Regions from separate parts of the Homo sapiens genome. Here regions 1 and 3 are each linked to region 2. Evidence: chromatin loops called from intact Hi-C (ENCODE). Cell type or tissue: PC-3. All regions are shown on one strand. Links, peaks and the distances in the headings refer to the core of each region. The heading gives the core; the rest is flanking DNA.

The links. A loop is a pair of places that touch in the nucleus more often than their neighbours do. Peaks named below come from ENCODE experiments on the same cell type or tissue, not always from the same donor. Only the 100,000 strongest peaks of a DNase experiment are listed, where the experiment ranks them.
Region 1: a loop joins it to region 2, with 2.0 times the contacts of the local background. A loop is called at or near these places in 13 of 110 quality-filtered maps.
Region 3: a loop joins it to region 2, with 2.4 times the contacts of the local background. A loop is called at or near these places in 7 of 110 quality-filtered maps.

What each region holds. Positions count from the first base shown.
Region 1 is chr1:224,404,957-224,409,956 of GRCh38, forward strand. The region is part of intron 7 of WDR26 (WD repeat domain 26); the gene reads right to left. Among named protein-coding and RNA genes, the nearest start is that of MIR4742, 9.1 kb to the left of the region's middle. In PC-3, for the core only: no CTCF peak of the experiment used is centred there; a DNase peak (open chromatin) is centred at 2,805.
Region 2 is chr1:224,451,748-224,462,511 of GRCh38, forward strand. It overlaps a transcript of CNIH3 not described here. Among named protein-coding and RNA genes, the nearest start is that of WDR26, 22 kb to the left of the region's middle. In PC-3, for the core only: CTCF peaks have their summits at 5,979 (motif pointing left) and 6,182; DNase peaks (open chromatin) are centred at 3,124, 5,294 and 5,894; H3K4me3 peaks cover 1,075 bases; H3K27ac peaks cover 2,355 bases.
Region 3 is chr1:224,376,839-224,387,602 of GRCh38, forward strand. CNIH4 (cornichon family member 4) reads left to right here. Exons shown (of 5, transcript NM_014184.4): 5 at 1-2,614. It overlaps WDR26 (WD repeat domain 26), which reads right to left. Exons shown (of 14, transcript NM_001379403.1): 14 at 8,308-10,764. Among named protein-coding and RNA genes, the nearest start is that of MIR4742, 16 kb to the right of the region's middle. RefSeq lists enhancers at 709-758, 1,129-1,218. In PC-3, for the core only: no CTCF peak of the experiment used is centred there; no DNase peak of the experiment used is centred there.

The DNA of each region.
Region 1 (5,000 bases), core at 1-5,000, 50 kb before region 2:
AATTCATCCTTTTAAAGTATACAACTCAGTATATTTTAGTATATTCAGAGTTGTGCAACCATCACACCATCTAATTTTTAGAACATTCTCATCATTTCCCAAAGAAACCTCCTACCCATCAGCAGCTGCCATACCCCTCCCTGCAGCCCCTGGCAACCACTACTTTCTGTCTCTGTCTCTATAGATTTGCCTATTCTGGACGTTTCACATAAATAGGCTTATACATGATGTGGTCTCTTTTAATTGGCTTCTTTCAGTTAGCATGTTTTCAGGGTTCATCCGTGTTATAGAATGTATTAGTATTTAATCTCTTTTTATTGCTGAATAATATTTAACAGTATAATTATTTTGTTTATCCATTCATGAGGTGATGAACATTTGGACTGTTTCTCTACTTTTTGGCTATTATGAATAATGCTGTTATGAATATGTATGAGTTTTTGTGTAGACATATGTTTCCATTTCTCTTGGGTATATACATAGGAGTGGAATTTCTGGGTCGTATGCTAACTCTGTTTAACATTTTGAGAAACTGCCAAACTGTTTTCCAAGTGGTTGCACCATTTTACAATCCTACCAGCAAAGCTACCACTTATTAATGCTAACCACTACTAGCACTATTCATAAACAATACTTCATTTAATTCTCACAAATCTAGAATATTACCCCCTCTCATATTATAGGGAAAGAAACGAAAGTTTAGAAAGGTTAGAAACATGCCTGTTTGTAGTGCAATGGGGATTTGAATCTGGGCTGCCTCACTTAAAAGCCCATATTGTATGCTATGCAAGCTGAACTGTGAAGTGCAAATGTAGACGTGGCAAGTGACAAGGCTGCAAGAGTTGACATGTTTGTTGTAGGCTAAGGGGTTACATTTTCCCTGTGTGTGAAAAGCCACTTAAAATTTGTAAGCTAGGGAATATACAGTGTGATATTTGGCTTTAGGAAGAGAACTAGGATAACAATGTGGAAGATGAATCAGAAAGACACAGGATAAGGCAACCATAAAGGGACAATGGAACCATAATGAGCCATACATAGTTCACAGTCAGTTCCCAAAAAATGAGGCCCTAACGTAAGATGTTAAGGACTAAAAGAGGTCAGAATCAAAAGATATTTTGGGCTGGACACTATGGCTCATGCCCATACTTTGAGAGGCTGAGGCTGGAGGACTGCTTGAGTCCAGGAGTTCAAGACCGACCTGGACAACATAGGGAGATCCCTGTTATAAAAAGAAAAAAAGATATTGTGGAGATAAAAATGACATGACAGAAAATAACAAAAAATCTTCAAAGACAACCTCCAGATTTCTGGTTTAGGGGATAGGGATGGATGTTTACAAGAAATAGAGGAAGTAAGAATTTGACTAAAGGTGGGAAGAAACAGTAAGTTTTAGACTTTAGTCTTAAGATTTATTGAGTTTAGCTTTGAGCCTGGGGGGATGGGGGGGAAATTCCAATGGGATGACCCACCAGCAGTTGAAAAAAGTTGGGAACTAGTCTGATAAAATTAGGTTGGAGATTCCTCCCCTCCTAAGAAATGTCATTGCAAAATGGATTATGTTTACACTATTGTTTCTTCACTGAACCCTAAGTTTATCATTCATACAATTATCTAGTCCAAATCACCATTGTTTTGATAAAATTGAATAGTTAACAATGCGACTACTTCTGATTCTTCTTTGGGAAGTGGGTAAGAGGTATTTGTATTAGATCAGCAATATCATTAGGTCAAAATGGTTTAAATAATTTACTAAGCAAGTCAAGTCTTCCTGACTAGCTCAAGATCTTCCAGGAACAAATTTTCATTCACAGTACTGCCCCAGATCAACACAAAGATTTGCTTTTAAACTGAAGACAAACTCCTTTAGAAATATTTAACTCAGCCAGGTGTGGTGGCTCATGCCTGTAATCCCAGCACTTTGGGAGGTTGAAGCAGGCGAACAGCTTGAGGTCAGGAGTTTCAGACCAGCCTGGCCAATGTGGTGAAACCCTGTCTCTACTAAAAATACAAAAATTAGCCGGGTGTGGTGGTGGGTGCCTGTAATCCCAGCTGCTCGGGAGGCTGAGGCAGGAGAATTGCTTGAACCCGGGAGGTGAAGGTTACAGTGAGCCAAGATTGCGCCACTGCACTCCAGCCTGGGCGACACAGCGAGACTCTGTCTTTAAAAAAAAAAAAAAAAAAAAAAAAAAAAAATATATATATATATATATATAACTCAAAAACTTTTATGTACATGAATGAAAAAAATATAATCCTATAAAAGATAAAGTTGAAAACAAAAACAATACTATATCTTCATTAGCACAGTGCCTTTATACTAATTTATTCAAAGTGGAAATAACATGTTTGTGGAGCCTATATGACCTTGCTTGGATTCTGCGGGGAATGGGTAAAATTCATCTTTTTTAGGCAAAGAAAAACTGTTAAAGGAAAGTAGGCATTGGAATCACATCAACTCAAATTTTAAGGCTCTCTTAAATGTACTTTTTTCTCTCCATTAAAACACACACACACGTTCAAAAAGGGCATATATATATATATACATATATAAATTTTTTTTTTTTTTTGAGATGGAGTCTTGCTCTGTCGCCTAGGCTGGAGTGCAGTGGCGCAATCTCAATTCATTGCACCCTCCGCCTCCCAGGTTCAAGCAATTCTCCTGCCTCAGCCTCCAAAGTAGCTGGGACTACAGGCACGCACTACCATGCCAGACTAATTTTTTTTATTTTTACTAGAGATGGGGTTTCACCATGTTGGCCAGGTTGGCTTGAACTTCTGACCTCAGGTGACTCACCTGCCTCGGCCTTCCAAAGTGCTGAGATTACAGCGGTAAGCCACCGCACCCGGCCAAAAAGAACACATATTTTCTTATAATTTTTTCAGACAGTATTTGACATAACAAAAATACCATCATACCAAAAGAACCAAACAGTCCCAGAGGACTCACTATAATACAGCTATCTAAAAATTACAGTCTCTAAAAGTCTCTCTGTTTCATATTGGAATGTAAGCATTAACTCTGCATTTCCCAAGCTAATCTGGCAACAAAAGCCCTTTACATGTAACACCTATTAATTCTGCATACCCATTATTCCTGCAAAAACACTCTGGGAAACACTGGCATAAGAGTCTAAACTTCTTAGCAAAGAATACAAAAGCTCCTCCTTGATCTGGCTGCTATTTAATTAACCTCAACTCTAGTCTACCTAAAACTCTTCCCCCAAACCACCTAAATGCCATGTTACGTTTTCTTTTGCCCAAGGGCCTATCCTAACTAGTTTTGCCTAAATAGTTCTTTACCTCTTCTTCACCTAATATTTACTTTTCTTACTTTCCCTAGCTTTGCTGTTCCAGTAGGCTCTCTTTGATGAGCTCCTGTAGCACCCACTATAAATTACGGTGTATTATCATGTGCTTAGTCTGTCTACAGCAAAAGACCTGGCACACAACAGGTGTTTAATAAATACTGGCTAAATGAAGGGGATTCTTATACACTGCTACTAGGAAAAACTAATAAAGCACAGTTTTGGTATTACTACCTTCTTTTTCATATATCATGCAAATAAATGACTGGTGAATGAAAACAGAACTCAGAATAGTATGCAAAGGCTATGATTTGATCCCAAACTCTTTTTCTAGTCTAATCTCCCACTCTGCCATTACTCATCCCATTCTTTTTTTTTTTTTTTTTTTGGAGTTGGACAGGAGGGCAAGAGGTTTTTCTGTCTTCCTAGAATGCCACTTTCCTGTTGTCCACCTGTGTGATGCGCAGTAAGACTCTCAAGAGGTATTTCGACTTGTAAAGCTTCCCTGCGCTTTCATAATACTTTATGTATTATCTATTATGTATCATGCTTATTTCATTGAATTTTGTTTTCATTTAAACGGTACATTTTTTTCACAGGAATTTTAAACCTGAGATCTACAAGAATGGGTCCAGGGATAGAATCAGGGGTCTATGAATTTAAATGAGAAAAAGACACAACTCTATTATTATTAAACACAGCCTGAAATTTGGTGTTTCCTTCACTCTCAAATGCAGGCAATTAACAAGGTAGTATTAGGCAGTACTGGGTATATTAGTAATTACACAGGGTAGTATATTAGGTAGTGGTGGGTAGTATACTAGCTAGTATACTAAATTAGGTAGTATTAGGTGACTCCATTAACAAGAGAAATCTTACATCTTTTCATATCATATTATAGTTGTTGCAGATACTTTGAAATATTTATGCTCATCACTACTTCAAAATTCTGGTACTTATATCTGCTGCTAGAATTTATTATTTAATGCATTAATAAAGCATTAAATAAAAATAAAAAATGTTTTTGTACTATGTTAACTACATATCAATATAGTTGGCTTTCCTTAGTAATGAATACATAACATATATTTGGCCTTGCTATGTGCTTTGATTTATGCATTTAAACATATTCTGAGAAAGAGTCCATAGGTTTGCCAAACTGCCAAAGAGGTACGTGGTACCAAAAAAAGGTAAAGAACCACTGCTTTATGGTAAAGAATGTATCTTATTTACCTTTCATTGTTTGTAGCATACATAGGTATGCAAGAATTGGTGTATGCTCTCAAATTCACTTCTCTTCTAAAAAGAACTGTTAGGCTGGGAATGGCGACTCACGCCAGTAATCCCAGCACTTTGGGAGGTCGAGGTGGGCGATCAGCTGAGGTCAGGAATATGATACCAGCCTGGCCAACATGGTGAAACCCCGTCTCTACTTCAAAAATGAAAAAATTAGCTGGGCGTCGTGGTGCCTGCCTGTAGTCCCAGCTAGTTGGGAGGCTGAGGCATAAGAATCTCTTGAACCTGGGAGGTAGAGGTTGCAGTGAGCCAAGATTGCCCCACTGCACTACACCCTGGGGGACATAGTGAGATACTGTCTCAGAGAAAAAAAAAGAAAAGAAAAAAAAATTATTTCCATCTGTGGCTCCCTTTTTCTATTTTTCTCAACACGGGAGCCCAAAACTTTATCCTGAG
Region 2 (10,764 bases), core at 2,908-7,907:
GCTCCCTGACTTCCAGAACAGTTCTATCCCCAGTCAGATTGCTTCTGGTTCGTAAAGTGGGGTAGCAAAGTGGTGACCCGATGACTTCTTTTAAGCTAATAGTCCATATTTAAAAATTGACAGATTACACATAGGAATCTGGACTTCTGGTTTCTCTTCAAAGACTTGGATCCACACTTCTGAAAAACAGATGGTTGGCGTTCATAGTGGCTTCTGCTTCTATACAGGTTATGTGCTTTTCAAATTACCAGAGTCGCCACGCTTTCCTATTGCCTCCCAGATACTGAGGTTGACTGTCAGCTGCCACTTGTATTTATTTTTACTTTTGAAATTCCTCCATGTTGCACTATTATTTTTCTAATAGTAGAATTAAGACGAAAGTGAACTATTTCCTTTACCAATGTCTTTTTTTTTTTTTTTAAGATGGAGTCTCACTCTGTTGCCTAGGCTGGTGTGCGGTGGCGCGATCTCGGTTCACTGCAACCTTCGCCTCCCGGGTTCAAGTGATTCTCCTGCCTCAGCCTCCCAAGTAGCTGGGATTATAGGCGCGTACCACCATGCCCGGCTAATTTTTGTATTTTTAGTAGGGACAGGGTTTCACCATGTTGGGCAGGCTGGTCTCAAACTCCTGACCTCAAGTGATCCACCCACTTCAGCCTTACAAAGTGCTGGGATTATAGGTGTGAGCCACTGTGCCTAGCAAAGTGGGCTGTATTTCAAGAAGAAATGGATATTTTAAAAAGTAAAGTGTTGGCCGGGCACGGTGGCTCACACCTGTAATCCCAGCACTTTGGGAGGCCAAGGTGGGCGGATCACAAGGTCAGGAGATTGAGACCATCCTGGCTAACACGGTGAAACCCCGTCTCTACTAAAAATACAAAAACATTAGCCAGGTGTGGTGATGGGCACCTGTAGTCCCAGCTACTCGGGAGGCTGAGGCAGGAGAATGGCATGAACCTGGGAGGCAGAGCTTGCAGTGAGCCGAGATCGCGCCACTGCACTCCAGCCTGGGCAACAGAGCGAAACTCTGTCTCAAAAAAAAAAAAAAAAAAAAAGGGTTTCAGGGCCAAAAGAAGATAGCTTAAGATTATGGCCAGGTGCGGTGGCTCGTGCCTGTAATCCCAGCACTTTGGGAGGCTGAGGCGGGCAGATGATCTGAGGTCAGAAGTTCAAGACCAGCCTGACCAATATGGAGAAACCCCGTCTCTACTAAAAATACAAAATTAGCCGGTTTTGGTGGCGCATGCCTGTAATCCCAGCTACTCGGGAAGGCTGAGGCAGGAGAATCACTTGAACCCAGGAGGCAGAGGTTGCAGTGAGCTGAGATCACGCCATTGCACTCCAGCCTGGGCAACAGAAAGAGACTCCATCTCAAAAAAAAATTATATGTATTATATACACATATAATATATATATTGTGTGTATATATATTTTTATTTTAGAGAGACAGTCTGTCTCTGTCATCCAGGCTGGAGTGCAGTGGTGTGATCATGGCTCACTGCAGCCTCGACTTCCTGGGCTCAACCCATCTTCCAGTCCTTCCAGCTTCGCCCTCCTGAGTAGCTGGGTCCACAGACATGAGCCACCATGCCTGGCCATTTTTTCTTTTTTCTTTTTTTTTGTAGAAACGGTTTCTCACAGTGTTGCCCAGGCTGGTCTTGAACTCCTAGGCTCAAGTGATCCTCCCACTTTGGCCTCCCAAAGTGTTGGGGTTACAGACGTGAGCCACTCTACCTGGCTTCATGATACTATGAAACAAATCTATTTGGCACCTGTAGTCACTGGAAGTTGCAACTCTTATGCTAAGTTCTAACACCATAATCAGAAGAACTTTGGATATTTCACTGTGAGGTTGTTGCATGCCTTTGACAAGGTGGGATTTTTTTTTTTTTTAATTTTTAGAGATGGGTTCTTGTTATATTGCCCAGACTGGAATGCAGAGTGCAGGCTATTCATAGGCATGATCAAAGTGTACTACAGCCTCAAAATTGTGGGATCAAGCCATCCTTCTGCCTCAGCCTCCTTCATGGCTGGGACTACAGGTGCCCTGCTACCTTTGACAAGTTTTGAAAGATTTTCATAGCATTGAGGGGAGAAGAAAAGTGAAACAAAGAGAAGAAATGGGACCCTTCTTTATCCTCCCTCCCCTCAACAGAACTATTAAAACCCGAGATCAGTTTGTTTAGACACTAGTCATATTGTCCAAAAGATTGCGCATTAAGAATCTCTGTCTTAACTTTAGGCAGAATTATCTTGAACTGTTCTAGTAGGATGGTAATCATGACAGCACAGCTACTGGGGAAATTAGAACTGAGGTTTCCTCTCTTCCGTTTGCTGAAATAACAGCAAAACTGCTTGAAGAAAACGCACTATATTATTCTAAGAAGTAAATTACAAATAAGCAACACCCAAAATGTCCCTTACTCATGGTTCCTTGAGTAAAAGGTGCTATGCTTTATCTACCCAATATTGTGAGTAGTATCATTTACAGGCTCATTTCTACTAGTAAGTTTTTTTTTTTTTTTTTCAGATCTCTGCTTCTAGCTGTCCTTCCACTCTATCAACTAATATTTCTTTTGCAAAGCTAGGAGGCTTGGTAAGGTTAAAAATAATTCAACTATATTGTGTTGAACATAATTGAAATGTCATAAACCATCCAGAGAGCAGGAGAACCAGTTCTCTCTTGTTTCTATTGGTGTAGTCTGTTTACATTTCTGGTCCCGTCCCTGAAGCTTGGACTGAGAGACCTGGTGAGGAATGTTTCCTCTGTAGTTTCGACAGGCACAGCTATTTGTCACTGCCTCAGAAGCTGCGTGGCTGCAGGTGAGGAAGGCTGCCCTTATGGGAGGGATAATTATGGTCAGTGACCTGTCTGAGCTTGGCCTCACTCTGCACCCAAGCTCGTGACTGGCTCAGAAAGTCTTCTGCTTCTGTGTTCACATCAATGATTTCCTTCCTTGCTTTCTAGAAGAGAATCGGCCTCTGGTACTGGTGAAGAGACCGGAGATTTTCAGTTAGGCATTTTACCTGGCTGAGTGCAGGGCTTGGAGGTGGAGTCGCTTGTGGAAGGATTAACTAGAGGGAGGAGTCACTGTCATTAGGATACCATACACATGGCAAAACCAAATATAACCACCCACCTCCTCTGACTCACCTACTTAAAGCATGAATAACCTGGAGGGGGTGGTGGCAAGCAGGTACAGAGATGCTCCTTGACTTTCAGTAGGTTTGTATCTCAATAAACCCATTGTAAGTAGAAAATATTGTAAGTCGAAAATGCATTTAATCCACCTAACCTACAGAACTTCATAGCTTAGCCTAGCCTACCTTAAACGTGCTCAGAACACTACAGTAGCCTACAGTTGGGCAAAATCATCTAACACAAAGCCTATTATATAATAATGTCGAATATTATGTAATTGAATACTGTACAGAAAGTAAAAAAACAGAATGGTTGTATGGGTACTCAAAGTATGGTTTCTACTGAATGTGTATTGCTTTCACACCATCATAAAGTTGAAAAATTGTAAGCTGAACCATCATAGGTCAGGGACCATCTGTATTTGAATGAGTGAGGTGGGGGCCTGAATCCACCCTCCTCCTCCTCTCACCACCCCATCCTCAGGATACACATAGACCAGTGAAGTCTGTCTTGGCCTTGTGAAACCCTTACCATCTGAATGGCCTAATGAAGTAGAACTTGTGACTGATAGGAAGACTTTGGAGAGGTTTGGAATGTTCTTTGACTTACCAGGAATCTAGTAGACCCAGGATTATCCAAATGTCACCAAACAGTGAGTTCAGTGCCCAGAGGGGAGGCCCATTATTAACCCTTCCTTGAGGTAGACACACCCAGTGTAGATGAGGGTGATGCTGGGTGGTCCCTGCCCAAGGCTTAGTCTGACCCTACTCAGGAAGGGGATATAATAGGAATAGCATTATGAGAGGTTCTTTCTGTTCTGTACCCCTTATGTGTTATAAGATAATGGAGGAAAATCTCAGTTGCCAAACCTGTGTCGGCCACATTAAAGCAACAGTTACTATATCAGTCATGGTAAATGAATGGTGGTCCAGGTATAAACATTGTTTTACCCCTTGATATTTTTATATGAAGCATTTGGCTTGAACCTTATGTTTGAAACATCAAACATAGTGTATTGTCATATTGAATATGAATACTACCAGTGTTTTAATAATAACTGACATTATATTTGTGGCACCACAGGTGTATCATTTTAAATTCTCTATATATAGCATTTAAAGTGTATAGTGACTAAAGTAATTACTGTTGCTTCATGTGGTGAATATGGGATGTGCCAGTTTAGCAGATGTGGTTACTCAACTCACATAAAAAGGTCACCTTAATCTGTCAGAAATCGTGGAAGTCACATCTCAAGTAGGATTGAAACATGCATAATATGGTCCATGAAGAGGGCACTCTTTTCTTCCCTGCTCCCCTCTCCTCACACCACCTCCTGCTTCTTTTCACAAGCTCTGCATTGTTCTGCATAGCAACGTTCCATCCACAAAAAGCTCCAGTGTGTAGGGGGTCTGAATCCTGTCTGATCCCTTCCCTAGCCCCATAGCTCAGACATGAGATGTGGTCCAGGGAGCAGCCTAGACAAGTGCCAATGGGACATGTAAAGATTCCCCTTTCTTTTCTTTCTTTAAGTGTTTTTTGGAGACAGGGTCTCACTTTGTTGCCTGGGCTGGAGTGCGGTGGTGCAGTCACGGCTCACAGTAGCCTGGACCTCCCGGGCTCGAGCCATCCTCCCACCTCAGCTTCCCAAGCAGTTGGGACAATAAGTGCGTGCCACCACACCCAGCTAATTTTTGTATTTTTTGTAGAGATAGGATTGTACCGTGTTGCTCAGGCTGGTCTCAAACCCCTGGCCTCATGAGATCCTCCCACCTCGGCCTCCGAAAGTGCCGGGATTACAGGCATGAGCCACTGTGCCCGGCCAAAGATTCCCCCTGTCTTTTTGACACTCTTCAGCTGTGCCCTCCCAGGGAAGACATTAGCTCACTCTGCAGCCACTTGTGCCATTCTCGTGCCCTCCTTGCACAAGGCCTTGTCGTAACTGCTTCACTCTCCTGGTCTGCCAGTGCAGGTATCAGTGATCCAAGAAGATACAGGAAGAGGCTTGTGTGGGAGTCGCCTGGAGCCCTCCATGGTATGTTGGCTCTACAAGAGCTAGGCATGTGGTGCCAGGGCGTGGGAGCAGCAAGGCCACCCCGCTCAGGCCTCTGCCCTGGAGGAAGGGTGGTGTAACTGCCCCTGGACGACAGCCTGGATGTGGCGAGGGGAGACGGTCCACACCCTGCTCTCAAGCATGGAGGTCGAATGTTTCTAGGTCAGCAGCTCAGGACAGCAGGCAGGTCAGGCCTGGTAGAGGAAGTGCATGTGAGGAGTCAGTGGGAAGTGAGTAAGAGATGGTGGTGGTAAACTAGGAGGTGCTCCTACAAACAGAATTGGATTTTCCCTTTTAAAACAAGGATGGCCGTAGCTGAGCCCTCCTCTCTCTCTCTGTGTGTGTGTGTGTGTGTGTGTGTGTGTGTGTGTGTGTGTGTCCGTGTCCTCTTCTGTTCTCCGCCCCTACTGAAGGAAGGAGATAGCTCTGGCTTCCAAAAGTAGCCTTGCAGCTGTAGGAGGACTGACTCTGCCTAGCCTTTACATTTCCCATGTAAAATTTAACAGTGCTTTCACAGAGCTTCTCTAAAGATCAAAGGGTACCCAACTGAATGGGAATCTGTGGTCTGGGGATTTTTTTTTTTTTTTTTTTTTTGTCTGTAGCTTCCCTTCCTCCCTCCCTGCAACACTAAGTAGACGAAATATTGGGCCAAAGGGCCAAGGAATCCTGTTAAGGGAGGAATCTCGCGGTCTCATTTCCAGCCAGGCACTTTTCTGTTCTTGTAACTTTCCAGTCGTAATTTGGGGATTACTGTTGATAACTCTGACACCTGGTGGTCATTTCAAAAACTGCACTCTGGAAGAATTAAACGTTCACTTTTATCATTTTTAGTTGTTTTTCCACCTCCAATGTCAGTGTCAATAATATGCATTTTATAAATTAGTGATTATTGTTAGTTGAATGATCTATAAGTAAAATCCTTGCACATGCATTCAACAGAATACACTAGGATAGAAAATTTCTGAAAGGTATACCAGAAGCTATACATGGTGGTCCCTAGAGAGTGCAGCTAGGTGTGGGGAGGAAGCAGACTTATTTTACTTTATGCCAGTTAGTGCCCTTTGAAATGGTCTTAAACAGAAATAGTGTATTACTGTAATAATTATAGTGAAGTACTGCACTTGGGCAGGATATTCCCTTCCAGGGCTCCTACCCTCTCCTGATTTTGCATCCAGGGACGTCCTCTGTGCTTTTGAATGTATTAAGGAGTGACGTACGGCTGGATTCACTCTGATCTCATTCACTGACAGTGGTGGGAGAGCCCAGAGCTGAGTAGAAACTGGTTCTGGGGCATCGTGTGGCTAGGGTGCCAAAGCCGAGAAAGGTCCCGTAGTCCCTGTGTGGTCAGCAGGGAAGGCAGCAGTGCTCTGTCAGTATTGATTCTTCAGGGGCAGGCTGCCCACTTACCAAAGTTATGCTTAGCAGAGGGGCTCTGGCTCACTCCCCGTCCCTCATCCTACCAGGTGTGAGGCTGCCAGGAGCCGATCGCACAAGGCTTGGCAAGGCAGATGCTCCCCAGCTCCTGACATCAGAGAGAAGGGCTGGGATTGTGGCCTGCGGTTGGTGGGCAGGAGAGCCTGGTCTGATGACAGCAACCACCCTTTGACTACCTTCTCTGTGGCTGTTACTGTCTGATTCCAACCTTCCACTGTTGAACAGACCTCCTACCACTTTCCTACTACTCCCCCTAATGATAACATACTGAACTCACTTTTATGAATTTGTTGAGACCTTACCACTTTTCAAGTGTGTGTTCAGGAACAGCAAACTTTTGTCTTGCTTGGATCCACCCACATACCCAAATCACCATGGGTATCAGACACACTGGGTAGCTGAGTGCTCAGAGGAAGATGCGAGGTATTCAGGGAAAGTGTCAGTGGGGTCTCCCAGTGCCTGTTTGGTCCACAGTTAGGAGAGGCCCTGCTTGCACTTCTAATACAGTCCCGGAAAGACGGGGCCAGAACTTAGGAGGGGAGCGCTTTGCAGCAACTTTTCAAGAAAAGGGGAAAATTTAAGCACCATACTGTTATGTGGTCCTTGTACCCAGAGGCCCTGTTCAGCTCCAGTGATCAGCTCTCTTAGGGCACACCCTCCAAGGTGCCTAAATGCCATCCCAGGATTGGTTCCAGTGTCTATTATCTGTTTGACTCCAAATGGCCAAACACCTGACTTCCTCTCTGGTAGCCTGGCTTTTATCTTCTAGGACATCCAGGGCCCCTCTCTTTGCCTTCCCCTCTTTCTTCCTTCTACTGCTTAGATCAAGTCTTCAGCAGACATCATGTGACCTTGAGGATGGATGTCACATGCTGGAGGAAACAGAAGGCCGAAACCCTGATGACTTCACAGAGCTGCCAAAACAGTTCCTGACTGTTTATTCCGGGTCTTTAACAAAGTGATGAAAAGAAATCCTTGCAGTATGAAAACAACTTTTCTATTCCATGGAGCCAAACCTCATTATAACAGATAACGTGACCCTCAGCGATATCCCAAGTATTTTCCTGTTCTCATCTATACTATGGCAAAGGGGCAAATACCTCTCAGTAAAGAAAGAAATAACAACTTCTATCTTGGGCGAGGCATTTCTTCTGTTAGAACTTTGTACACGGAATAAAATAGATCTGTTTGTGCTTATCTTTCTCCTTAGAATTATTGAATTTGAAGTCTTTCCCAGGGTGGGGGTGGAGTGAAGCTGGGGTTTCATAAGCACATAGATAGTAGTGTCTCTTAGCTTCCGTTTAAATATGGGGGTAGCGATGTGGAGGGCCCAGAAGTATCAGAGAGGAGAGACAGGCTGCTCTGATTGCCTTTGTAAAATGCACATTTGAGCTTGTGCAAAGCCCTGGGCCTGAGCTCAGAAAAAGCAAGGCCAGGAATGAGGCTCTTGGTTCAGTTCCCCTGCACACCCTGGGCGGGGAGGGGTTGTTAGAGTCATGGAACCCCTATTTTTTTTTTTTTTTTGACCGGGTCTTGCTTGGTCACCCAGCCAGAGTGCAGAGGTATGTGCACAGCTCACTGCAGCCTCAACTTCCTGGGCTCAAGCGATCTTCCTGCCTCAGCCCCCAGAGTTGCTGGAGCTACAGCCCCATGCCACTACACCTGTCTAACTTTTGTACTTTTTGTAGAGACAGGGTTTTGTCATATCGCCCAGGCTGCTCTCGAACTCCTGAGCTTAAGACCAGGTTGCTCAAGTGATCCACCCACGTCGGCCTCCCAGGGTGCTAGGATTACAGGCATGATCTACCCCTCCTGGTTTATCTTTCTTAAGCTTGGAGTCATCTTTTTAAAACAGCCACAATGAGGTATAATTGATATACAATACACTGCTTATATTTAAAGTGGATAATTTGATAAGTTTTGCCATATGTTTACATCTGTGAAACTGTCACCACAATCAACAGGGGGATCATATCCATCACCCACAAAAGTTTTCTTAGGCCTCTTCCCCCTGAGAAAACCCTCTCTCTGGCAGCCACTGAACTGCTTTCTGTCCCTGCAGATTCGTTTGCATTTTCTTAAGTTTTATATAAATGGAATCATAGAGTACGTGCTCTTCTTTTGTCTGTCTTCTTTCACGCAGCATAATTATTTTTTAGATTCTTGTGTCTTGTGTGTGTCAATTCTTTTCTTTTTATTGATGAATAACATTCCATTGTATGGATATACCACATCTGTACAGTTTGTTTAATCCATTCACCTGTCGATGGACATTTGGATCACTTCCAATATTTGGCTATTAAAATAAAGCTACTCTGAACATTTGTGTATGTGCCTTTGTGTTATTCTTGGGTATATATCCAGCAGTAGAATGCTAGATCATGTGGTAGGTTTTTTGGGTTTTTTTTTTTTTAGATATGTGGTCTCATTTGGTCACCCAGGCTGGAGTGCAATTGCGTGACTATGGCTCACTATGGCCTTAAACTCCTGGGCACAAACAGTCCTCCCACCTCAGCCTCCTGAGTAGCTGTGAGTAGCCGGGATTATAGGCGAGAGCCACTGCATCCAGCCAGTTGTTTTTATTATGACTTTACCCTTAATTCATTGTATATTTTATTTAAATTTAATTTTTTCTTTTTTTTTTTTTGAGATGGAGTCTCACTCTGTCACCCAGCCTGGAGTGCAGTGGGGCGAGCTCAGCTCACTGCAACCTCCACCTCCTGGGTTCAAGAAATTCTTGTGCGTTGGCTTCCCGAGTAGCTGGGACTACAGGCGCCCACCACCACACCCAGCTAATTTTTATATTTTTAGTAGAGACGGGGTTTTTCCATGTTGGCCAAGCTGGTTTCGAACACGTGACCTCAAGTGACCCACCCACCTTTGCCTCCCAAAGTGCTTGGATTACAGGCATGAGCCACTGTGCCTGGCCTCCATTGTATATTTTAAACAAAGGATGTTTAATACAGACTTATTTTTGATGCATTATACATTTTAAACAACATGAGTTTATAGCCAGTATGGCTTTTACTCCCCTTTCTTTAAGGGGAGATAAGCATACCAGTATTCTATAGAATAGTATCAGCACACAAGGCACACTTGCTTCCCTTTGCTTACCTCTGATTTAAGATCATAACTAAAAGGAATTTATTGAACCTATGGACGTATGTATTTACTTCTGAGTATATATCTCTTCCTCACATGCATATACCTTACATAAATGATTTCTTCAGTTACCATAGTGATTTAAACAGTTTTAAAACATCTTTATTAAGATTTTAACATACTACAAAATTCACCCATTTAAAATGGACACAATTCATTGGTTTTTAGTAGATTAACAAAGTTGTGCAACAACCAGCACCACAATCTAAGTTTAGAATATTTCACCCCAAAAGAAAACCCATATCAATTAGCAGTCATTTCCCATTCTCTCCTCCATATGCCTCAGTTGTAGGCCACTAATCATGTACTTTCTTTTTCTATATATTTACTTATTCTGGACATATATAAATGGAGTCATACAGTATATAGTTTTTTGTGACTGGCTTCTTTCACTTAGCACAGTGTTTTCAATGTTCATCCACGTTGTAGCATTTATCAGTACTTCTTTCCTTTTTTTTAAAAAAAAGACTTTTACTTTTTAGAGCTGTTGTAGGTTCACAGCAAAATTGAGCTGAAAGTACAGGGTGTTCTCATATACACCCTGCCCTGCTCCATGTAAACCCTCCCCCATTATCACCATCCGCACCGTTGGTGTATTTGTTACCATCAATGAACCTACATTGACATCACTATCACTCAGTCCATAGTTTACAGTAGGGTTGGTTCACTCTTACCCTAATGTAGGGTTCATGTGGTGTCGTACATTCTATGGGTTTGGACAAACCTTTAATGATGACATGTATCCACCATCGTAGTGTTGTACAGAGTAGTTTCACTGCCCTAAAAATCCTGTTATGTTTAAATTTTTTTTGTTTTTTGAAACAGTCTTGCCCTGTCACCCAGGTTGGAGTGCAGTGGCCCCATCTTGGGTCACCGCAACTTCTGCCTCCCATGCTCAAGCGACTCTCCTGTCTCAGCCTCCTGAGTAGCTGGGATTACAGGCACCCACCACCACGCCTGGCTAATTTTTGTATTT
Region 3 (10,764 bases), core at 3,139-8,138, 75 kb before region 2:
TTTGCCAGCTCTTACAGGGTAAAATAAACCTGGCAATTTATCCTCAGTCCTAGTTTGTGGTTTAATGTTGCTATCTTAAGCACTGGCATTTGGGCAAAACATGACTGTGTTCTGTGGGAGAATCCAAAGGCATTATTCACTCTAGTTGAGATAGAATTGGGTGGCTAAACAGGGTGTGTGGTACCCAAAAGATTAAATGTTACATGTCCTTTTAGTCCTTGACCAGGTCTAGCCTTGGCAGAAGCAAGGGAGCCACTAAGCCAAACTCCCTGTGCAGACAGACCATGTTTCAAGGCTGGAAGTAGTGCCCTGGCAACACACAAAAGGAACGGTGAAATGGTAGGCAAAGTGAACTTGGCTCTGCTGGCCTCTTTGGGGTCACAGAAATTGCTCCTTGTGGTAATCTTATATTTCTGTCAGGCACAGGGCCAAGAAGCTGTGTAACAGACATTACTTTGCTTGCATCTCTTTTTCATACCTTTTCCCTCTGAGGCAGCTTTTGCTTAGAAAACAGTCCCTTCACTCTGCCTTTCCTCCTAACTTCCTGTGCCTCTTCATGTTCTGCTCAAGCTTTTTAAAGCAACGAAGCTGTTGGAGAACTTAAATCCTTGCAACTGAGAGATAAGCTACTTAAAGGCGGTAGAGATCTTTTTTTTTTTTTTTTTGAGATGGGGTCTTGCTGTGTTGCCCAGGCTGGAGTGCAGTGGTGTGATCTCAGCTCACTGCAACCTCTGCTTTCTGGGTTCAAGCGATTCTCCTGCCTCAGCCTCCCAAGTAGCTGGGATTACGGCTAGCTACTCCTGGCTAATTTTTGTATTTTTAGTAGAGATGGGGTTTCACCATGTTGGCCAGGCTGGTCTCAAACTCCTGACCTCAAACGATCTGCCTGCCTTGGTCTCCCAAAGTGCTGGGATTATAGGTGTGAGCCACTGCGCCTGGCCATGTAGATGACTTTTGACCAAAATGTTTCACCTTCTCATTCAGATATTCTTAGTAACCAAAACAGTGACTCATGCAGTTGAGAGAGCCTTTGGGCTGTCAGTTTACAGTACATCAGGCTTGCTGAGGCTAAGCAAATCAGAAAGGTGCCATGTTTATAACAGAGGTCAAAGCTCCTTACTTCTGAAACATTAGCTGTGGTTAAAAACAAAAACTCTTCCTTCTTGTATTGCTTGTCTATCAAAGCCAGGAAAGTGGGGGATCACTGTAGTTAAATTTTTTTTTTTTTTAATTAGAGACAGAGTCTTGCCCTGTCGCCCAAGCTGGAGTGCACTGGCGCAATCGTGGTACACTGCAGCCTTGAACTCCTGGACTCAAGCAGTCCTCCTGCCTCAGCTTCCCAAGTAGTTGGGAGTAGGTGCACACCACCATGCCCAGCGAATTTTTTGTAGAGACAGAGGTCTTGCTATGTTGCCTAGGCTGGTATCAAAATTACTGGCCTCAAGCGATTCTCCTGCCTCGGCCTCCCAGATGTTGGGATTACTGGTGTGAGCCACCACGCCCAGCTCAAAAACAATTTTTTTAGGGGCACTTCTACAAATCATGAAAGGGGGATAAAAGCACTGACTTTAAAAAGCCATGTTTAAGATGCTATAAATGTTCTCCCCTTTTCATTGATTGGAGAGTTGTAGAGGACCTTAGAGATCATTTTGTCTAACTCCCTCATCCCAAAGATAAACTGAGGCCTAGAGATCGTTCAGGGTGTTGTAACTGGGAACATCTGAATGCTGAGGCCTAGAGATCGTTCAGGGTGTTGTAACTGGGAACATCTGAATGCTGAGGCCTAGAGATCGTTCAGGGTGTTGTAACTGGGAACATCTGAATGCTGAGGCCTAGAGATCGTTCAGGGTGTTGTAACTGGGAACATCTGAATGCTGAGGCCTAGAGATCGTTCAGGGTGTTGTAACTGGGAACATCTGAATGCTGAGGCCTAGAGATCGTTCAGGGTGTTGTAACTGGGAACATCTGAATGCTGAGGCCTAGAGATCGTTCAGGGTGTTGTAACTGGGAACATCTGAATGCTGAGGCCTAGAGATCGTTCAGGGTGTTGTAACTGGGAACATCTGAATGCTGAGGCTTAGTCCAGTGTTCTCTCTCCCTTACCACTCCTCTTCCCCTTCCCTCTATAATGGCAGTACCCAGGGCCCGGTCCATAGACTACTATCGAGTGCTCCTATGTGCATCTTAGTACGTATCATTTTCCCTTGCCTTTTTCCTTCTATCCTTTCAGTGGTAGCAACTGCCCTTGCTAATCACCGTAACCTCGGCTGAGAAAGAAGAGGAAGCGAAATCCAAGATGCAGCTCAGTTCATCAAAGCCTAGCAGGTCCCCTCAGCTGCCTTTTCATGCCTGCCACAGACTACAGTAGGACAAAACCTGACCTGGTCTTTGAAGTTAAGAGCTAAGAAAGCTTCCTATAGTAGTATCTCCCATGGCACTTACCACATTCTATCTGGTATTACAGTTATTTGTATGCAATTAATCACTCTTAGATTGTATGTTCCTGGAGGGCAGAATATGCCCATTCATATTTGTATCTTCTTCCTTCTGCTCTTGGCACCTAACACAGTGCCTTGCACACAAACAATAAATGATTGTTGAGTGAATAAGTAAACCTGATTGTGGTGTTCTATTGCTTTTTCAGCAAGAAGTCAAACTGATGGCCTTTAAGTCAGAGAAGCAGCAATGGAGCAACATAATCAAAGTTGACCATCTTTGTTTTCAAGACAGTCACATTATGAAATATTCTGACATGCTAGGCTAGGAAATGGCTATAACTGGTTCACTTGAGACTGGAGAAATCAGCTTTGCTAACAGGTAATACTTTGTCAAGTAGTGAGAAATATTATATACTAGGTATAATTAGTTGTCCCCAAAATCTAAATAAACTTGTTCTAATATATGGAAAAGGGCAGCAAGATAGAGAAGGTAAGTTTGAAATTCTACAATATCTGGATCTTTGTCACCTGAGTTTATGTACTTTAAACCAAATATACTATTTTACTATGTAGTATAGCAAAGATTGAAATATTCTTGGTAAATGAAGCCTTTTGGATCTAAGCCATATTTTTCAGGAATTTTTGAAAAGGTAACTTTTTTTTGCTTCAGTTAAATACAGTCTAATGACTGAAGGTCATTCAAAGCTTTCGGGTTATCATTCTTCACTACAGTAATCACAATAATGGTCTGGACATGCTGAAGGGACTGTTCACTGAGCTAACTTGGTTCTGAGCTCAGGTGCTCTTTAATAAGTTCTTGGGTAAAGGCTGCTTTTATTTTTAATTGCTTCCCTCTGAAGCTGGGTGGAGAAGAGTGAGTGGGTGGGTGGTCGGAATCAGCAGGCTGAGAGAGAACTCAGTGGTTTGCCTGTGGCTTCCTCTGCTGTATATTTGGTTTGCTACATCCGTTATGGAGCAATCTTGGTTTCATCTATATCAGTTCCCATTAAACGTTAGCACCTAGTTAGAATGTGAGTTAGTTGAACATACACTTTAATTCCTGTTTTCTAGATCTTATTTCACAGGTTGGATGCAAACTGGGTGAGAATTGAACCTCTCGTGTTGCTTAATTAAAAGTAACACATTTGACTGCCACTGGTATCTATCAGAAAGAGACCTGTGGAGCAGGTTGAATCCTCTGGGGTAGCTTTATATAAATTTGCCAACTTTCTGGGACAGAGTAATAGGATTTACCCGTGTTAGTTGGTAATTTTCTATTTTACCAGGTACAATAATCAACTTACGGTCATACTTGCTGATTCAAACAGCAGAGAAAAAAAATAAACTTACAGTCATTCTTCTTTTATCCATTACCTACCACCTTCTTTGCCCTCCACTGCCCTCCATTTTGAAGCAAATCCCAGACCTTGTTACATCTGTCATATTTTAGTATGTTTCTCTGTAAGATAAGGGTTCTTAAAACACATGCGACTAGAGGAGCAGTGTCACACAAACTGGCAATTCCTTAGAATTAAGTATCTAGGCCAGGCACAGTGGCTCATGCCTGTAATCCCAGCACTTTGGAAAGACAAGGTGGGAGGATCACTTGAGGCCAGGAGGTCGAGACACCCCTAGGCAAAATAGTGAGACCCCATCTCTTAAAAAAAAATTAGCCGATATAGGCACCTATATAGTCCTAGCTACTTGGGAGGCTGACGTGGAGGGATGGCTTGAGCCCAGGAGTTCAAGGTTACAGAGAGCTATGATCACATCTCTGTACTCTAGCCTGGGTAACAGAGCAAGACCCTGTCTCTTGAAAAAAGATTAAAATTTGTTGTGGAGGTTTCCCTCTACAAAACTTGAGTCTGTTTTACAATTAGAGCAATCAGGCCGGGTGCGGTGGCTCATGCCTGTAATCCCAGCACTTTAGGAGGCCAAGGCAGGCAGATCACTTGAGGGCAGGGGTTCAAGACCACCCTGGCCAACATGGTGAAACTTCATCTCTACTAAAAATACAAAAATGGGGCACGGTGGCTCACGCCTGTAATCCCAGCACTTTGGGAGGCCGAGGCGGGTGGATCACAGGGTTAGGAATTCCAGACCAGCCTGACCAACATGGTGAAACCCCGTCTCTACTAAAAATACAAAAATTAGCCAGGCGTTATGGCGGGTGCCTGTAATCCCAGCTACTTGGGAGGCTGAGGCAGGAGAATTGTTTGAACCTGGGAGGCAGAGGTTGCAGTGAGCCGAGATCGCACCACTGCACTCCAGCCTGGGCAACACAGTGAGACTCCATCTCAAAAAAATAATAAAAATAAAAAATAAACAAAAATTAGCCGGACATGGTGGTGCGTGTCTAGTCCCAGCTACTTGGAGGCTGAGACGTGATATAATCGCTTGAACCTGGGAGGCAGAGGTTGCAGTGAGCTGAGATCCACCACTGCACTCCAGCCTGGGTGACAGAGCGAGACTTAAAAAACAAAAAAACAAAAAACCCCGAAGCAATCAATATGAAGGAGTCTCCTGAATTTCAAGTGTCATTTCCTTCTGTCAGTTAAGGAGTTCACTAGAATCAAAGTGGGGCCTTAAACTTTTCATCTATCTTTGACAAGTTTTAACAGTCAATTTTTCCAAGGTAAGTGGCCATCTATAGACACCAAAGAAATATTATATGGTGTAGTGACTAAAAACATGAGCTCAGAGGCACCTAGGTTTGAGTCCCAGCTCCTTCATACATATACCTTTTAAAGCCTATTTCCCTCATTTGTAAAATGAGAATTAGCATATCTGCCCCACAAAGCTACTTTGATATTTAAATGAGAATATATATGAATGGCTCACACTCATAGTGATTGGCCTACAGTAAGCACCCAAATGAATACTTGTTGCTCAATAACCAAATAGGTGTATGTGAAATAGGTGTAAAATTAATGTGGTTAGTTCCTCCGAATGCCCTTCTTGCTCCTGCTTTTTGTTCTTTTCACTGATGTAACATAGCATTATGGTCTTGTGGTTGGTTTTCAAACACCAACAAATGAATTGGTACCAGGCTGACAGCATAAAATTACCTTGTCTTGAGCAGTGACTCACACCTATAATCCCAGCACTTTGGGAGGCCAAGGTGGGAGGACTGCATAAGGCCAGGAGTTCGAGACCAGCCTTGGCAACAAAGTGAGACGCTCCCCCTACCCGTCTCTGCATAAAAAAACTTAAAAATAAAATTACCTGGAGTGTTCACACACACACACAAATTCCAGATCTCCCTTTTGAGATCTGAAAGGTGCCTCAGAAATCTGAAACTTAGAAAAGCCCCCAACTGACTCACATGCATTTGGATTTAGAGGTTAAAATTGCAGGCTTTGGAATAACAGGTTATATCTTCAAGCTTATCACCTGGAAAATAGTGGGCAGTAATACTTGTTTACAGTAGACAGTTAAATAATGTACGTGAAATGCTTAGCTTAGTGCCTGGCATCTAACAGGCACTCCAATTGTCTACTTTTACTAAGAGGAAGAACAGAAAGAAAAAGGAAAACCAATTTAGTTGTTTAGTTTGTGTACAAGTTAACAGAAACTTACTGAAAAGGTCTTTTCATGCAAATCCATTAATGGGACAAAAAAGCCCACTTAAACATACTTACCTGTGAAAGGTTCAGGCATGTTCATCTACAGTTAATTTTCTTTTACAGAATATAGCATATAGATCCAAAATGTATTTTGTTTCCTATCAGAAGTGCATCTGCCTGTTCTTTAAAAAAGATTTTTAAAAAGTTTTGTTGATGTTAATAAAATCAGGGATCCCTTTTCTGAATGCTTAGGACACAAACTGATATTCTTCAGCTATGGGGGATGAGGGAAAATTATTCAACATTTGGAAACTACCTGGAATACAATTTCCAATCCAATGTGTAGCTCTATTTCTTATATTCAAAACAGTAGGGAAAAAAGCCACACAGGCATTTTCTTATGTTTTTAAAAATAAGCTAAAGTTGCAGTGAAATCACTTTTATTCCAGATCTGTTCTATCACCATGGCTAATTGTCTTAAATGTCTTTCCTGAGCGTATGAAAGAATTCTAAAGTCTTAATCATATAGGAAGGACGAATGTACATAAAGTTGCGCCAACTTTAATATCATGACCAAGGAAGCCACTACTCCTTACATCAGAAAGGGAAGTTAAAACTTGTCTCATCTGAGAACAAGAAACAAAACACAACAAAATAAACTTGATTGAAAATTTGCTATTTGTCCTTTTGATTCCCACATTAGCTATAATTACATGCTGATTTAATAACTTTAAGTACATGACTAGAATGTTTCATATATAGCAAGCTCATTTAAGTAGGCTAATCAAGTTTGAGGGAGAAGAGCCTACTGCCACAAAACCAACAACAAAGATTCTTGAACGATGTGATATGATGAGGGGAATACTTCTGTTTGTTGAATCTTAAGTTTTAGATTTTTTTGGAAAAGAGAAGTCATTAAATGATGTAATAAAATACCAGTTTTTCTTTTGCTTAAGTGGAAGAGAATTAGATTGTATTTTATTTATTATTATTTTTGAGATGGAGTCTTGCACTGTCGCTCAGGCTGGAGTGCAATGGCGCGAGCTTGGCTCACTGCAACCTCCGCCTTCCAGGTCCAAGCGATTCTCTTGCCTCAGCCTCTTGAGTAGCTGAGACTACAGGCGCCGGCCACCACGCCCAGCTCATTTTTGTATTTTTAATGGAGACGGGGTTTTGCCATGTTGGTCAGGCTGGTCTTGAACTCCTGACCTCAGGTGATCTGTCTGCCTCAGCCTCCCAAAGTGTTGGGATTACAGGCGTGAGCCACTGTGCCCGGCCAGATTGTATTTTAAAAAAAAATCTGTACTCTTAGATTTGTTAAGACTGAGAAAATTTCTATACCTGGTCCTGGGAATTGGCATGGAACTCTAAATGTAGATGAATAAACTGACTAAATTAGCTAAATCTGCTGTTAAGGTATAGCTGTATTTAAAGAAAACAAGTAGAAAAACTTCTTCCTTCTCTTTCCTGTTAATCAGAGGAAGCTGCAAACCATGATTTTCTAAGCCGTGAGCTATGGAAGCAATACCTCTCACAGCTACACTCACCATTAGTCGGCTGCCAAATACTTATTTTTCACATTTGAACTTTATTTTTGAACAAAATAGGGCATGCAATTCCTTTGAAATGCAAATACTCCTAAAATTTTTCTAAGTTTATCCATGAATGCACAGTGGCCCTTAAAAAGACGATCCCAGGCCAGGCGCGGTGGCTCACGTCTGTAATCCCAGCACTTTGGGAGGCCGAGGCAGGTGGATCACGAGGTCAGGAATTCGAGACTAGCCTGGCCAATATGGTGAAACCCCATCTCTACTAAAAATACAACAATTAGCTGGGCGTGGTGGCGGGCGCCTGTAGTCCCAGCTACTTGGGAAGCTGAGGCAGAAGAATCACTTGAACCCGGGAGGCAGAGGTTGCACTGAGCCGAGATCGCACGACTGCACTCCAGCCTGGGCGACAGGGCAAGACTCCGTCTCAAAAAAAAAAAAAAAAAAAAAAAAAAAGATGATCCCAACAGACTAACCACTGCTTCTTTAGCTATCACTCACAAACTCTAGGTACATATATGGAAGGCAAATTCAGCAAATCATAGCCAGGCATGATGGTTTGTGTCTGTTATTTCAGCACTTTTGAGAGGCTGAGTCAGGAGGATATTTTGAGCCCAGCAGTTCAAGTCCAGTCTGGGCAACACAGTGAGACTCTCTCTAAAATACATAAAAAATCAGCAAATGTTTTAGGCAAAAAGAGTACTACTTAAACATTCAGATTAATGGATATTAGGAGATGTAACACACCAAGAATTATTTAGGTATTCATTCTGTTTATTGGATTGAAAGAAAGGGAATACAAACGACTGGTTAAGTGCTGCGCACTGACATGGAAAAAGTGTCTTTAAAAAAAAATCCCAGTAAAGCAAATCAAAGTTAATGTAGTTTCAGTTGAACAAAAATTTAAAGACGTTTAATACATTACACATTTATAAAATAAAAGTCAACAAAGGGTGTTTTGTAAATAATTAGTAAACAAGTGAAAATAAATATCAGAGACCTGAAGTTTTTATACTTTAATGAATAAAGCAAAGAAATTTAAACTAAGTAAATATAATCTGAGAGGCAGTTAAAAAAACAAAAATCAAAACCCACCAAAATTGAAGAACACAATCTTTTGAAACATTTAATCAGTCCATAGCAAATAGTTATTACATACCAAAAGCTCTAAGTGTTAACTAGTTCCACCACAATGCCATGTAAATCTTGACAATTTAGAAATCTTGAGATCAACACTTAAGTTCTTTTCTTGATCTCTACAGCTTGGTTTGTAAGTACATACATGCTTTTGTGGATCTATTCCCCTCGCCACACACACACATTTTCAAGGAGCCAATAACATTTTTTTCCATCTGTGCCTAAAAATGTTACAATTCAGTTCTAGCACATTGACCCTGATAATGAAAATGTTTAAGTTAAAGATGGGGACACAATTTCAATCTTATAAAAATATACCAGTATTAACCAAACCTTAAACTCAGAGGGCACTTCACATGTGCACGAGACTTTCAGTAAAAATGACAAGATCCTAGAACAGCTGTTTCCAGGACTTTTTAATGAATCAAGTACTCTCTCTCTCACACACACACAGAACACACACACACATTTTTATACTATTGGTTTTGTTAAATCCAGGCTATCTGGATTAAGTAGATAGGGGATGGGTTTTTATAGTTTTTATTTTTGTAACTATAGGGCAGCTACTATAACAATAGCTTAACAACACTGAAAAATTTCAATTAAGTTCACCCTGTTTTTAGAAAGTGTCTAAGTGTAAATGCAAATTCACCTCTTCTTAAGTTAGCAGTTTATATTAAATCAGATATGGTTTCTGAAATGGAAGTAATGTGTTGGAGGGCAACCCAAAAGGACAGTTGCGAAATTATGAATGAGAAATTAAAGTAAAACCAAATCAAAATATTTATACATTTTAGAGATGGGACAAAAAGGATATTAAGAAAAATGTCTTCTTTCCTCCCCATTCAAAAGCAGCCATTCTTCTACTGTGAAAGAAACTGACATGGATATTTTCCCTTTCAAGAGATGTATGATATATTTACCCACTGTGAGGCAGAGGTGATAGGGTCAGTTCTTGTTTGCAGGAACCAACATCCTAAAAAAGAAAATGTCAAGATGGGGAGGGGTGGGAAAGAAGGGTTTTCTATTAATGTCATGGAATATGCCACTGTAGAGGCAGAACACTCCTAATAATAACATTCACCAGATTACTACTGCTGTTTTTTTCAGACTAAGAAAATACTGACAAAATTGGATTTTTTTCTCCTTTCAATTGCAGGATATTCTGATTATTTAAAGTTAGGGAATCCCTTTTTTATCCCCCCACCCAATAAAATGGGCCAATTTGTAGGGATATATGCAAATAAAATGTTCTCTGTTTAAAATACTTACCTGGTTTAATATAACACATTTATCTGGCCAATAAGAGCAACAGAAATGTAGCTGTTATGAAGACTAAAAAAATACAAAAACCAAAGCTGAAGCTTTGTCATCCCTCCCCACTAACTCCCACTCCAATTCTTTACTACCCACATACTAATCTCAGTAATCCCCAAGTCCAACATTTTACCATTAATAACCAATTATTTGGAGGAAAAAGACATTTAATTTTATATTTGCTCTAGCCCTTAATCAATGCATAACAACAAAAACATTTTTAAGCACATGGAAATGAGCCTACTAACCTGATTTTTGGAGCCCAAATTCTCCACTCTATTTTGATCTATGTGCAAAAAGTATTGGTACTTTTCAATTTATACATTTGTTAGTATCTTGTGGCTGGCTTCATAGTATAAGACTCACTCTTAAGCCTACTATAGAGCCTACAGCACTATCAGAAGTTTTCAATTAATAGCTATGGATCAGAAAATCCTGCGATCAGTTTCTCATACCATAAAATCCTAGGCTTCTTTACCATTGATTTCACCTTTCGAGCACAGTCACTGCATGGCAAATGTATGAAACAGACGTTTACAGCAAATAAGTACCAGTATGTACAGGAAGCTGCCAGTTAAGACAGACCCGGAAAACAAACTCACCTAGCTGCTATAGAAACCTTTGCATAGTTGTTACTCCGTTTTAATAGGAGTTATGTTCTTGTAAAATGTGCCTCACTTTTACTCCACTTTTTAAAAAGTGTTTTTAAACTGTACTTCAGAAGCACTCTGAAAACTCAGATCTAGGGGTGGTTAGGTG